Linked DNA regions of Homo sapiens: region 2 is linked to region 1. The links are chromatin loops, found by intact Hi-C in ENCODE. Cell type or tissue: CD4-positive, alpha-beta T cell. All regions are shown on one strand. Links, peaks and the distances in the headings refer to the core of each region. The heading gives the core; the rest is flanking DNA.

What was found. Peaks named below come from ENCODE experiments on the same cell type or tissue, not always from the same donor. Only the 100,000 strongest peaks of a DNase experiment are listed, where the experiment ranks them.
Region 2: a loop joins it to region 1, with 2.3 times the contacts of the local background. A loop is called at or near these places in 3 of 110 quality-filtered maps.

The regions. Positions count from the first base shown.
Region 1 is chr5:76,470,761-76,477,868 of GRCh38, forward strand. All of the region lies in intron 2 of IQGAP2 (IQ motif containing GTPase activating protein 2), which reads left to right. Among named protein-coding and RNA genes, the nearest start is that of IQGAP2, 71 kb to the left of the region's middle. RefSeq lists an enhancer at 1,239-2,438. In CD4-positive, alpha-beta T cell, for the core only: no CTCF peak of the experiment used is centred there; DNase peaks (open chromatin) are centred at 1,901 and 3,121; H3K27ac peaks cover 1,981 bases.
Region 2 is chr5:76,328,020-76,335,127 of GRCh38, forward strand. SV2C (synaptic vesicle glycoprotein 2C) reads left to right here. Exons shown (of 13, transcript NM_014979.4): 13 at 1-5,937. Among named protein-coding and RNA genes, the nearest start is that of SV2C-AS2, 20 kb to the left of the region's middle. In CD4-positive, alpha-beta T cell, for the core only: no CTCF peak of the experiment used is centred there; a DNase peak (open chromatin) is centred at 3,322; H3K4me3 peaks cover 509 bases; H3K27ac peaks cover 1,990 bases.

The DNA of each region.
Region 1 (7,108 bases), core at 1,320-5,319:
TTTCTTTGTCATTTAAAATAATACTAAATGGACTTTTTAGGTTTCCTTTTCAAGTAGGCCCTCAAAGCTAACTTTATAGCTTCTTTGCTGTGGGGCTTTTGCTGAAATGAAACTGTACAGACAAGTCTACTACTAATATGGGCTTTGAAATGTCCTCTCTGATGCCAGAAATCCTACTATTTAAATTAAAGGAGTAACTTTTCCAAAAGAATTAGTACTGCTGAGTAGATTTTATATTAATCTGCCTAAAATTTATTCAAATAATGAAAATGAATCTGTTTTAAGAAATTCAGTCTTTTAGTTTTTAGGACAACTATGCAAAAATGTACGATGGAGAATTCTTTTTGGATAAACTCTAGGTTGAGGAACTTAATCCAACCGGAGCTATTGTGAAGGTCAGAAAACAGGAGAGGGAATCTTGGCAAGGAATGGAGACGGAGTTTGCAAATTGCAGCTTGAGTAAATAGTTATGAATGGGACTGCTATTGTGTCTCCCAAGGAAAGTTCCTGTGATATTATATTCCTTTTTTAAGGAAAGAGAAAATGCACAGAAAACTTTTGCTGTGCTTCCTTTTTCTGTCCTACCTCTGAAAATAAACTAAGCAAAAAAAAAAAAAAAAAAAAAACACCCTTCCCTTGGTGATAGGCTTGTTTAGAAATATTATCTTCAAAGGTCTCTTTAGGTAAGCCAAGCCATTGGCTATATTGGTGAGTCTGGGACAGTTATATATGTGCCCTGGAAAGAAAACAAAACACGGGTGTGATTCCTTTTGTGTCAGTGTTTACAACTCAGATACCAAAAGAACACCTTGTTGATTAAATCAAGTCTCAAGCTCTGGCCTTATCTAGTGGTGAGTTAGAGAATCAGATTTGAAAGGAGAAGTGCTTCAAATGTTTAAGCAAGTGAAAGCCATGAGTTGCTTAACAGTCAATATTCATGATTAGTTTAAAAAAAAAAAGAGAATCTTCTGACTGGGGAATACTTTAGAGAATCCAGTGGATTTCCTCTGCATGCTTGGACCTCACTATCCTTATTCCTAGGACATACCCATGGATAAGCAATGCTAATAAGAACTTGGAATTTCCAGGGAAATATTTTTCTTTGTTGCTCTACACACAAAATAGTAATGAAATTTTTAAGAATTCCTAATTGCATTTTCAAAACATAAATAGTTTTCATGTTTCCACTGTAACTCTCCATTTCTCCCTTCCCTCCCTTGTTCTCTCCCTGGCTCTGACCTCACCTCTGCTTTCCACGGGGAGCAAGATGAACTGCTTGGTTGTTCCATGCGGCAGCTGGTGGGGCAGAGGGTGCAGTGAGCTGAGAGCAGGGACCCCCTCGCAAGTCTGGCACCTGGTTGAGGGGAAGGCCTGCTTGGGGCTGCTTTCCAACCAGCTTGCCTCAGGAGCCCTGTGCCAGCGAGGCTGAGATCAGGGCCTGGCACATCCCAATGGCAGGGAGAGAGTAACTTGTGAGGAGCCCAGACTTGTCCAGGGTAGCTTGGCAGAGTTGGAGAGGTGGTCTTAACAGGGTGATCTCCGTGGCACAGGAATAGACGTGATCCCAGCCAGCCCTACCTGCCAACAAGTAGTGCTTGTAGTTGGGGCCTCAGAGAGGTGTTGGTGCTGAGGGCCAGCTGGCGGTGACCAGGGATTATGCTGTGGAGCTAGAATGGAAGGAACACTTATTAAGGATATAAAGGAAAAAGCTACAGGACTTGGCGGGGGTCTGGATTTGGGCAGCAGAGGAGGACACTGGGAGGTCAGATGCCCTGGGGCAGATCAAAGCATTGCTTATCTGACTCAGCAGGACACATTTCGTGTTCTCTGTCTGCCAAGCCTAGGCTTGGGCATATAGTAGGTGGAAAAAGTTCTTTGTTTTTAGTTTCACATATTGTACTAGCTTTGGATGTATGTTGGACAGGTGCCAATCGGGTATGTTCTGACAGATGAAAGTATAACTTTTCAGAGTGCTGGTATTTTAAAATACAAATAATCGGTATTAATCATCTCCAGCCAAAGACAAGTTGAGCAACTGATATTTGATCCCAAAGTTTATATTTGTTTCTCAGGATCTTCAAAGTTGGAAACCTGGGAGAGGTTTGGAATTTTCCATGGTTGCAAATGTACTTTACTCACAAGGATTATCACACAAGTGTCTACTCACCAGGCACGGTGCTTTAAGCATTCAACCCACATGGTCTCGATTCTCACAACCACTCTGTGGGAAGGAGCATTATCCCCATTTGATAGATGGAAAAACCAAGTCTTGGAAAAACTTAAGTAATTTATTCAGTGTCGCAGCCAACAGGCGACAGCAACAGTATTACAACCTAGGTCTTTCTGACTTCAAAGACTGTGCTTAAAAACTATAACATACTGTCCCATTTCTTTATTTCTTAATGTGTTTTGATCATGTCTTCCTTGTAAGTCCAAAACATGGTCTTGGTTTTTAGGTTCTATATGGGCTAGTTCTAGTTCTAGCTCTTGATCAATAAATTCTCACTTAAGCTTTGGTGGAATTAGCACAATATAGCTATCCATTGGCTATATATGGCTATATATTGTTTTATTTTCCTTTCTCTTTTTTTTTCCTGTGAACTGTTTCTATTTTGTTTTAACTGGTACTATTATAAGTAGTTTGTTCTGGGAATAATTTATCTTGTATTTACTTTGTGTTCTTCCTCCCTCTTTCTCCTTCTCTCTTTTGCTCATTTTAGGCTAGCTCTTTCTTGCTCTCTCTTTTTTCAATTAAAATAAAATAGAGATGAGATCTCACTATGTTGCTTAGGCTGGTCTTGAACTCCTGGCCTCAGGCAGTCCTCCCACCTTGGCCTCCCAAAGTGCTGGAATTACAGGCATCAGCTACTGTGCCTTAAAGTATTATTAAGAATTTGTACTTCTCTATGATGTAGACTTTATTCTGTTCTCTTCACCCAAGAAAATTTTGGTGCATCTTTATTCTTGGTTAGGCCTCCATACCACCTTCAATTCATCAATTATCTTTTTGGTTTTGCCACTATTATGACTGGTTTCAAAGAATGCTTGGCTTTTTGTTGAAACATCAAAAGGTATGAGTAGCAAACAGCACTGAGATCTCTTCCTTCCTGTGTGAACCTCCCCACCGGAAGCTGCCTCATGCTGTGATGCTTAAAAGTCATAAAACGGTATCATTATTCAAGGCATAGAGTGACTTTAGGGAAGCTGGTGGGGGAGAACATTTGTACAAGGTTGTCACAGAATGATTTCTTTGTGTCTTCCATTTTTAGGGTGATATAGAATGTAGAGCGATCTTCCATTGCCTTCTCAGTCTGAACACCTTTGTTTTTCTTTAACAGAGTCAAATCCCCATTTCATATATGGGGATACTGAGGCTCAGAAATTTATCTCACTTATCCATGGTGGAGTTAGTGGTAGATTTGGGATTAGGATAAAGGTCTTCTGACTGTTTGACAGTGCTCTTTAGTTCCATGAGTCTCTATACACCATGTTGAGTAGTAAAAGTAGAAAGCTCAAATGAGTCTCTATAAATCATGTTGAGTAGTAAAAGTAGAAAGCTCAATAAAGAAAAAATATAAACATGAATATTAAACTTATTTGGTAGATTCAGTTCAAGTTTGCTTTTGGTTAAATGCTGCAAATGGTTTGGGGGAATTAGCCATTCATATGTTCTTGTCCTTGATCTTTCATTTTTGCTGAGAAACTTGAACCCATTTTGGTGCAAGAACAGGAATTCAGGAATTAACATTTCTAGTCATTTCTGCACTCTGTACTCCGTCCTACTTGGCTTAATGTCCCTGGGTTGCTTTTTTGTTTGTTTGTTTTTTCCCATCGTGTGATTTGTAATACACAGCTTTTCCTGCCCCTGGTATTTCTCAAGGCAAGAGTTGAGGCAGCTATGTCATCTGGGAGAGTGACTTAGGGCAGTGATCCCCAAATTCATTTACACCTGCATCAAGGTCACTTGGATGCTTGTGTGAGTGCAGGCTTCTGAGGATCACTCCTGACCCTATAAGGCCATCTCTAAGGACAACCTCCGCCTCCCAGGTTCAAGCGATTCTCCTGCCTCAGCCTCCCAAGTAGCTGGAATCACAGGCATGCATCACCACACCTGGCTGATTTTGTATTTTTAGTAGAGACGGGGTTTCACCATATTGGTCAGGCTGGTCTTGAACTCCCGACCTCATGTGATCCACCCACCTCAGCCTCCCAAAGTGCTGGGATTACAGGCATAAGCCACCGCGTCCGGCTGAGGTCTGCCTTTTAACAGAGCACTGGAGTACACTATTATGCACACTGACATTTGAGATAGCATCTATGGCTGAGGCTGTCTCAGCTCTCAGCCTTCCCACCCCAGCTTAGAAAAAAGGAACAGAGGATACCCCTTCCTCTGGGATGAGAGGGGAGAGAGGAAGGATACTAAGAGTCACCATCTGCTGAGGTGAGGAGGGTGGAGGCATGAAAAAGCAGTAGTGCATCAGCCAGGGTTGGATAGAAAGCCTGAGTAGTTTTGAAGATCCAATTAGTGTTATAAATGTTCTTTGCAGAGCCAATAAGCATTTTCATGTGAATTTCTCCAACAAGATAAAAGAATGGGGTAACTATGCCTAGGGATTGACCTGCTGGCTCTGACCAAGTCATAGGTGTTGGGGCTCAGACACTGATGCCCCAAAATACAGCATTTTGACATTCCAAACTGAAGAAGCTTCAAGGTGTCTCTGACATTCCTGCATCCCACATTCTCTTTCAAAGGCTTTATCTACCAAAGATCGAGACCCACCAGGGGAAAGAATTGTTTTTCCTTCCCCTCCCTGTAAGACCGGGAATGTGGCCACACCTGAACAGAACCTTTCACAGGATGACATACAGGTTAATCTCTGTTCCCCATCCCTTTTCCTTGGTAATCTCAACCAAATTCCTTTTCTGCCCCCCTCCCATAACCTGTTTTGCTGGGATGGTAGTTAAGCTTCTGAGTCACTTGAGGGGTGGGTAAACATGTGAGTCTACTTGCGTACATGTTAATAAAACTTATATGCCTTTTCTCCAATTGATCGGCCTTTTGTGAGTTGATTTTTTCAGAGAACCTTCAGATGGCAAAGGGGAGGATTTCCTTTGGCCTCTGCATGGGAAACAGGGACTCCAGGGTGTTCATGAGAGTATTGCTGAAATTGGGTTCTTGAGGTCCCATCTGGCCGAGGAGCCTATGAAGCCAGGATGGGAAAGATGGAGTGGGGTGAAATCAAGGAACCACCTACAATGAGAATAAAGGGCAGGATCTATAAGAATAAGGAAGTGGAGAAGTGAGTAAATAGAAAGGCTATAGTCCAAGATTTGGAAGCCTTGATCTTACAGGTGGAGTATTTCCAGGTAGTGATAACGTGCAAGGTGTGGTGCCTGTGTGTGGTTGGAGTGTAGTGGAGGAGTGTTACCAAGGTCATCCACCTTCTTGAAGCCACCCAGCAGAGGCAGGCCTGGGAGGAAGGCAGCAATTGTGGCAAGAAAGGAAAAGTCCTGGAGGTCAAGAAATGAGTGGCAAGGTTAGGGGTGAGAGGGAAGAGTGAAGCCCTGAGAAGTGAGGTGATGGACAGGATGTGGCCTGGGAGAAACGTTTATTTGGGAAAGTGATGACTATCCTCTCTTTGTCCTGGGAGTCAAGGAAATTTGGCAAACAACCACCCCTGGAGTGGGTTTATGAGGGGTGGGATTTTGAAGCAAAAGCCAGCTTTTCATTAGACAAGTAGGTAGAGAAAGTGTAAACAAAAAGTGATAATATAGGAGAATTACAACGGGTCAGGAGTTCAGAGGCTCATTGGAAGGAGTGAGTAGGCTTGGGGTATGTTTAAGGAGGGCTGGTTAGCAGGATGGAGACAGATGACTTTATATGAGTTCTGGGGGGGTCAGGACTTTTACTAGAGTTTACTAGGAAACCAAATCCACTGCAGAAACAGGCATAGATTTATGTAACTGTGGTAGGGGCCCATTAGAGATCTTGTGTTACTGATTTACTAATTGTGCTACTGATTTATTACTAATTCATTAGCTGTGACATACACTTTCAGCAAGTGACTAAAACCTTATGACCCAGAGTAAAATAATTTTATATCATGACCCAGGTAGCTGTGTGATATGTGTAATAAGTGGGCGTGTGTGTCTAACTAAAGATTCACCGAGCAACACTTAACTTCTACTATATGCAACAGCCTCTTATGTTTACTATTCTGTTCTGTTCTAATTCATTTTCTAAGAAAATGCTGGTCATGAACCACTGTGTTGATTTTATGATCCGTTAAAACATTACAGGTCAGGCATGGTGGCTATAATCCCAGGACTTTGGGAGGCCAAGATGGGTAGATTGCCTCAGCCCAGGAGTTTGAGACCAGCCTGGGCAACATGGTGAAACCCTGTCTCTGCACAAAATACAAAAAAAAAAATTAACCAGGCATGGTGGTGCACGCCTGTAGTTTCAGCTACTTGGGAGGCTGAGGTAGGAGGATCACCTGAGCCTGGGAGGTAGAGGCTGCAGTGCACAGTGATCACACCACTGCACTCCATCCTGTGTGAAAGAGTGATACCCTGTCTCAAATCAAAACAAAATAAAACATTACAGCCGCATTTGAATAAAGTGCTTTACACTATCTTGAGCATGTTTTGGTAATAGTTATGTTCTGCATAACAATATCCCATAAGATTATAATGGGGCTGAAAAATTCCCAATCAAAGCATTACTCACGTGTTTGTGGTGATGCTGGTATAAACCTACTGTGCTGCCAGTCATATGAAAGTATAGCGCATACAAATGTGTACAGTACATAATACTTCATAATGGTAATACTTATGTTACTGCTTTATGTATTTACTATGTTTTTATGTTATTTTTAGAGTGAACTTTCTCTACTTAAAATAAAAAGCAAATTGTAAAATGGCCCCAGGCAGGCCCTTTTGGAGGCACTGGAGGAGAAGGCATTGTTATCATAGGAGATAACAGCTCCATGCAGACCTTTCAGTGGGACAAGATGTGGAGGTGGAAGACAGTGATATTGATGATCCTGACTCATGTGGGATCTTGCTAATATGTGTGTTTGTGTCTTAGTTTATAGCAAAAAAGTTT
Region 2 (7,108 bases), core at 1,737-5,736, 140 kb before region 1:
GTCACCACCTCTCCCACCTTTTGTGCACTCTTCCCTGCCTCCTTGAGACTGTTCATCACCTTGATTTTCTAAGAGAGCTCAAATCATTTCCAAAGCATGTGGTGTGGCCTGTATAGCTTGCTCCAGATTTAGCTGGAGATTAAGAAACAGCCAGGATATTAAACAGAAACTCTCAGTTGTATCAGTGTAGCAGGCCACTGGCACCTAAACACGCAACTGGCATCTCATTTCGCCTACAGTAGAAGGAAAATGAAAATTTGTACAAAAATGAAAACCTAGGAAATAGTCCACTTGCTCCTATATTTTTACCACCTTTTCTAACTAAAATTTCCCTGTTGCTCTTTGGAATCAATCCAGAATGCTCCCAAGTCCCATTATTATCACAGAATCTTCTCAGTAGGGAAAAACAAACAACTGCTTCAAACTGTGAATTCTGTATGTACCACATTCTATCCCAGGTATTGGGTTTTAAGGCACCCAACTCACATTCAGTCCTGCTGCCTGAATCATCTCACACCAGAGTACAGACCTTGGAGACGCGATAGATGGGTCCTAGCCTGACCTTCACCACTAAGCGGTACAGGGACCCAGATCTTGCTGTGGAGACTGTAAGTCGTTGAACATCTCTAGTTCTCACTTTCCCCGTGCACAAAATAAAGGATTGGGACTAGTCTGCTCTCCACTCTCCAGCATTGTAGAAGACAGTAATGAAAATAGCTTCATCTTATCTGCCTTCTTATGCTAAACTCATTTTTTTTTTTTTTAGGTGGAGTTTCACTCTGTTGCCCAGGCTGGAGTGCAGTGGTGGGAACTCTGCTCACTGCAACCTCCGCCTCCCAGGTTCAAGTGATTCTCCCACCTCAGCCTCCCAAGTAGCTGGGACCACACGCATGCGCCACCACGCCCAGCTAATTTTTGTATCTTTTAGTAGAGGTGGGGTTTCACCGTGTTGGTCAGGCTGGTCTCGAACTCCTGACCTCAAGTGATCGGCCCACCTCAGCCTCCCAAAATGCTGGGATTACAGGCGTGAGCCACTGGCGGCCTCAACTCATTTTTACAAGCACTAAATAGGTTTAGTTTATAAACTGAAAAATTAGGAAATAGGCACGCATAAAAAGAGTGTAGGAAGTTGTTTGGGAAGCCCGCATGGAATAGGCCAGAAAGCACAGTCCCCATGCTGTCTGCCCTGCCAGCATCTCAGCATCCTGACTAGTATCTCTGTTCACTGCAGGTTTGACAGTTACCATCACCCAGCCAGAAAAGGGCCCCGCCTTGCCAGATAAACGCGCTTAGGTTAGAAGACTATAATTGCAATATTACCCTACAGCTCTCCTGACTGTTTATTCCATTATTTTCTTGAAACATGGCCTTAAGTATTATACATAGGCTTCAGAAACAGTTTTTCAGTGATTTTACCTATATTGGCAAATAGACAAATCTCACCAAATCAGAGTTCAGGTTTTCACCAAAAACTGCTTAGTTGTCTTTCAAGATACCTTAAGAGATCAAAGGGGAGGTGGGAAAAGAAATGTAGTGACAGAAGGGAGAGTCCAAGATACCACTGATAAGGTTCCAGCAAAGAGATTAGGACACAGCAGAGACTTTCTAAATGCTGGGGTCATTTCCAAAGCAGTCCAGGGGAATACTTTCTGATTCCCTCTGCCAATCAAAATAGATAGAATATGATATTCTCCAATTTTTTTTCTGTTTGATGTCAAAATGGCCTTTACCTATTTCTTCAGTAATATACCTGATCTGTTCATGCACTAAAGGCTCTGGAGCCAGGAATGTCTGAATTTGGCCTTCACCTGGTATCACAGAAAGACAACTGGGATATTGGTGTTAAGGGGCATATCGGCTGTATGTTAGGTTTTCTTTAATCCTCACATCGTGCCAAACTTAGTCTGGTTACTAAGCCTAAAAACACCAGTATTGCAACAACTTCTGAAACTCTGAAGTGGACTATATGTTTCTCACAGTTTTTGTTTATGCTCAGCAAAGTATGTATTTTAAGTAAAGCTTCTCTTGTTATCTGTAATGTAGACAAAAAAAAAAAAAAACCTGTTAGTATATTCTGGATGTATTGTGTGTCCCTTCATTGTTTCAGGTATGGCGTAACAGTTCTCCGTGTGATGTTCTTTTGCTCTAAATGTTGACCATTCCTCTTGTCGCCCGTCTCTCACCAACCAGTCACAGAGCCATTGCCAGGGCTCCCTTCAGTCTTTCTTAAACAATATCTAAATGCAGTTTAGTAATCCCAGGATTTTGAGTTACAAGAATACAGTTTATGGGTCTGTTTCAGCTCTTACTTAAGGCTAGCATGGTTGGGCAGGGGAAGAGCTGAGCCGAGCCTTCACTGATCTCTTGTCATTTCATATGATTATCCAGTAAATACTTATTGAGCACCTCCCATGTGATACGTATTGAGACACTGCTGTGTGCAATAATTAAGCCTATGGAGGACTTAAATGAGGGCAAGGAAAACAGAATGAGAGAAGACACTCTCACACTGACCCCCATTACATGTGAACCCTCCGCGCCCCCCCCCATAAATACAAAGTGTTATTTTTCCACATTTAAAACAAATAATAGCCTTCAGCAGGCAGTGCAGGAACTATTCAGTCATTGAGATAACCTTTGATGAGAGGAGAAAGCTCCTTGATTACCTGGTTTTTGTTGGAGAGACTATTAACTAGTACTTGGAAAATGAGAAAAATGAAACCACACATAAGTTGTTCCCTTAAATAATCTCAGCAGGATATTGCACTAAGATATTATTCAAGGAAAAGAATCAGGAGCAGAGATAGCCCCATCTCTCTAGAGCATTTTTTTTTTTTTTTTGGGCGGGGGGGCGGGGGACGGAGTCTCGCTCTATTACTTAGGCCGGAGTGCAGTGGTGCAATCTCGGCTCAATGCAACTTCCGCCTCCCAGGTTCAAGCAATTCTCCTGCCTCAGCCTCCCAGGTAGCTGGGATTACAGGTGCATGCCACTATGTCCGGCTAATTTTTTGTATTTTTAGTAGAGACGAGGTTTCACCATTTTGGCCAGGCTGGTCTCCAACTCCTAACTTCAAGTGATCTACCCACCTTGGCCTCCCAAAGTGCTGGGATTACAGGCATGAGCCACTACACCTGGCCTAAAGTCCCGCTTTCTTCTGAGGTGTTCTTTTCATGGTGTGAAACCAGAGACAGGAGCTAGGGGGTCTGTTCCCCAGCGAATAGTGTTGGGGTTTTCTCTTCAGAGCTAAGTCAGCAAAGCCTGCAGCTGCTGCCACTCCCCTGGTCTGTGCCTCCCAGGGTGTTTCCTTTCTGATTTTGAAGATTTGTGGGTGAGTCAATTATCTTTGCAGACATCCTAAAGCAGCTTCCCTCCTCGCTACCCTCAGCAGATAAGCCATCCAGAAAACAGGTTCTGACAGCCAGTAGCAGGGGTATTTTGGGTTTCAGTTTAAAACTGGTGCGTGTTGTTGCAAGTGTCTTGAAGTTGCAAAGGATGTTTGGGGTTCTAGGGCCTGCAGGGGGGCAGAGCAGAAAGAGGGTAGTTGTCAGTGACCCTCTACCCTCCTCTGAGAGCCCCATTGCCATTTTTGCCCACCAGTTCTCTTCTTACCTCCTCAGGGCAGTGCCCACTCATTTCCTTTATTTCCCTTTTGTTTTTTTTCTTTTCCTCCTCTGGTCGACAACCTCTTAATTCTAGCAGTGTACAAAAGCAAGGCCAAGCTTTCCTGGGGCACTTGGGATGAAAGGCCCATCCATGCCTGTTGTGGAGGCACAGAGGAGGAGAAGGTGAAGAACAGGAATGGGTGCAGGGGGAGTGTGAACGCAAGGCTGCTGGCTTTGGCACAGCTCCCTGTGCAGGGCTGGATTTCCAATTGCTTTTCAGTGCCTGTGCCCTGATAGGATGGGCACAGCTGGTATGGAATCAGAGCAGCCCATCTCCAGAGCAGAAGTCTGAGAGCTCAGCGTTTGACTCCTGAAAGACCAGGATGTTCCTACCTGGGTTCTTGAGATTCATTGGCTAGTGGAGGTAGATGGTACTCTCCATGTCTGCAGAAGATTCCCCACTTGGTGCTGAAGGCTAGGTGCCTTCCAGTCAGGTCTGAATGCTGAAATTGCTGAGATTGTCCACTCTCTGCCTACTTTATTGCATTCATGCTCCCCTTAGATCCAAGAGTGCCCAGGACTAGGAGCAGAAAGCAGTTTTCAACCCTTTGTTCAGACTCAGACGGGTTTCAACTCAAGCGGGTAATCTACCCCAGCAGCAGGGGTGCAAAGTCCAAAACAGCTTTGTGGTGCCTGGGGAGTGACTAGGCAGCCTGCTCACAGGGGCTGGAGTCATCTAAAGCTAGTGATGAGCTGGAATAGCTTTGAACCGGTTCATCCGAACTGATTGTTAAACTTTCAGAACTTTTGAGAGTCAGTTGAGAAACATAGCTATTACTAAAAAATTAAATAAGATTAGATAAATTATAGCTAAAAGCAAAGGCAACATATAGTCAAAGCTCATCACTTTCTACTTATTTTACTACATTTTACCATTATCTGTGCCCATGAGGTAATGTATGCCTATTATGTCTGTATGGTAGAAATACTGTATACAGGTATACTACTACACACACCTTCCCAAGTGACAGTATTTTTGTAGTTTGAGATCAGCTATAGTGGTGGTATTTATACCATGGAAAGCAACAAAGCCATGGAAAGCAACAAAGCCATGCAAATCAGACTCCTCCTAACCCCTAAGACAGTTGTTAAACATTTGCCAGCATACCACCATCTAAAGCCCTAAAGAATGCTTGGCCTCCCACTGCATAGACACAGGCCACATCACATTGAGTATCATGGATTTATGGGTCAGCATTGCCCCTAAGTCCAAGGAAGGGGAAAGACTTAGCAAGCTCAACCTCATGTGATTCACAAAGGGTTTCTTTCTGCATTTGTATTGACTCAGAATAGGACCCAGTACAGAGAATCCACTGTTATCTATGGGTGTCATTCCTTCAGAAAGAATGTACAGTAAAATTGGCTATTTCATGCTATGCAAACAAAATGAAACTAGTTTGAAGTTGCAAAGTGTCTCCCCTCTTGCGCCCACGTAGTCATCCAAGAAGGAAACTCCTTTCTTGCCTTGATATTCACCAGGCCTACCTAGATAGAACTTGACAAATTGGCCTAACTTCATCTCCGCTGCTATTGTTATATATTTGCTTTACTGAATCTATGTCCTATGTCAGTCAGAAGAAAAAAGAAATGTCTTTTTTAATATACACTTTCTTAGCATCCATGCAGTTATGTATCCTCATCCTGATCCAGGAACATATTGAACAGATCATATGTCTTTTGTTACTATCTAGATACACTAAATAACATGATAGAAGAGTTTTCTCTTTCAGGTGAACTTCCATTTTGAACATATGCTAAACGTACTATCCACTGTCTATTTTAATGAGATCTTGGCAATGGTCCTGTCGGTTTTGGTGTTTGGATTGTTTGGCTTTGTTTTCCTTTTTTATTCTTCCTGTTTTTAATGCTGTGTAAGATCTCCTGCTATGAATGTTCCAGTTACCCCTATTGTACTGTATATACGTGTGCTGCATGTGTAAATTCTGTTTCAGGTTTTGGAGTTTTCATCTTAAGTACAGCTGGTCCTGTTGTGAACTCATCTTTCCTGTATGCTCCTCTGTGTCTGATTTCCAATTGCCAAAATGTTTGACCAAATGTGTTTTGACAAATATCCCGAGACAGCCATGCGTATCCTTGTGAAAGGGCATGCTCCATGTGGGATGGCTCGTGTACAGCATAAATCTATCAAACTTGGAATTGTGTATACATTTATATGCCAGATAACTAACATTCATGTAACAGCTGCAAAGATATTTAGTGTATATCAGATTAATAAAAGAGCATTTTTTTTTTGCTCCATTATATTCAAATACAGATTGCTGTGTGACTGGCTTCCCTTCTAAGCATGAATTGACCCTTCAAAAAATGAGCACTTTTTTAATGTCCTTAGGTATAGAGAAAACCTGTTTCTCCAATTCAGGTTTATTTGAATTGTTTCTGTGGGCTGGTGTCATGGGTATTGATGTGTTGTTGATCTTACGTGAGTATTTTCCAACTGTTAGCCAGGACCAGTGGGAAGAATATGTTCGTGGGGGAGTTTGTGGCAAAGCAGATGCTTGTGTTCTTTTGCCCTAGAGTAGGAATAGCAAACAGATTTTTATTTAGCATATTAAATCCACTTGATTGGTAGTAGCTGCTTGGAACAGTGGTTTAAGAACAATGAGAAAAAGTGCTATACTTTAGGGAATTCACATTGGAGGCAGAAACAGACTTAAATGCCACATATTTGCTATCCCCAAAAGAGTTCCCGTGACTGCATTTAACAGAAGACACAAGTCTTCTTTTATTCTTTTATTCCTTTAATTTCCTAATAAACTGTCTTTACTAACAAAGAGGATGGGGCCATCCCAAGGTTGGTTCTGATGTGGCTTGATAACATCATTGGAGACCCAGATTCTTTTTCCATCTTTTAGATCAGCCATCCTCATCATACTGGCTTTTGTCCCCCTATGGGCATGAGATGGTGGCTGCAACTCTAAGCATCACATCTTCACACATCTAAGCGCCAGAAGGAGAACTAGTCCCTCTTTTTGACCCCTTTTTAAGATCAAGGAGAACATTCTCGGAATCCTCCAGCAGACTCCCCATTATGTCTCATTGGCTGGATTTGCATCATCTGCCAACTCCTAAACCAATCACGAGCAAGAGGAACATAATTACCATAACTGGCTTAGACTAATCAAGAGTCACCTCTCCCCCTATAGCTGTAAGGGGCCCAGTCTCTCCTGAAGCACATGGCTCCTGACTGCCTGAACAAAATGGGGGGTTTGTAAGCAAGGAAAAAGGCAGGTAACTGCTGGGTAAGCAAGCAACAGTGGGCTGTGTCTGAGCTCTAGAACCATGCTGTCTAATATGATAGCCACATGTAGCTATTTATATTTAAACTTAACTAAAACCAAGAATTCAGTTCCTTAGTTACACTTAGCCACATTTCAGATGCTTGATTGCCACATGTGACCAGAGGCTACCATATTGAACACTGAAA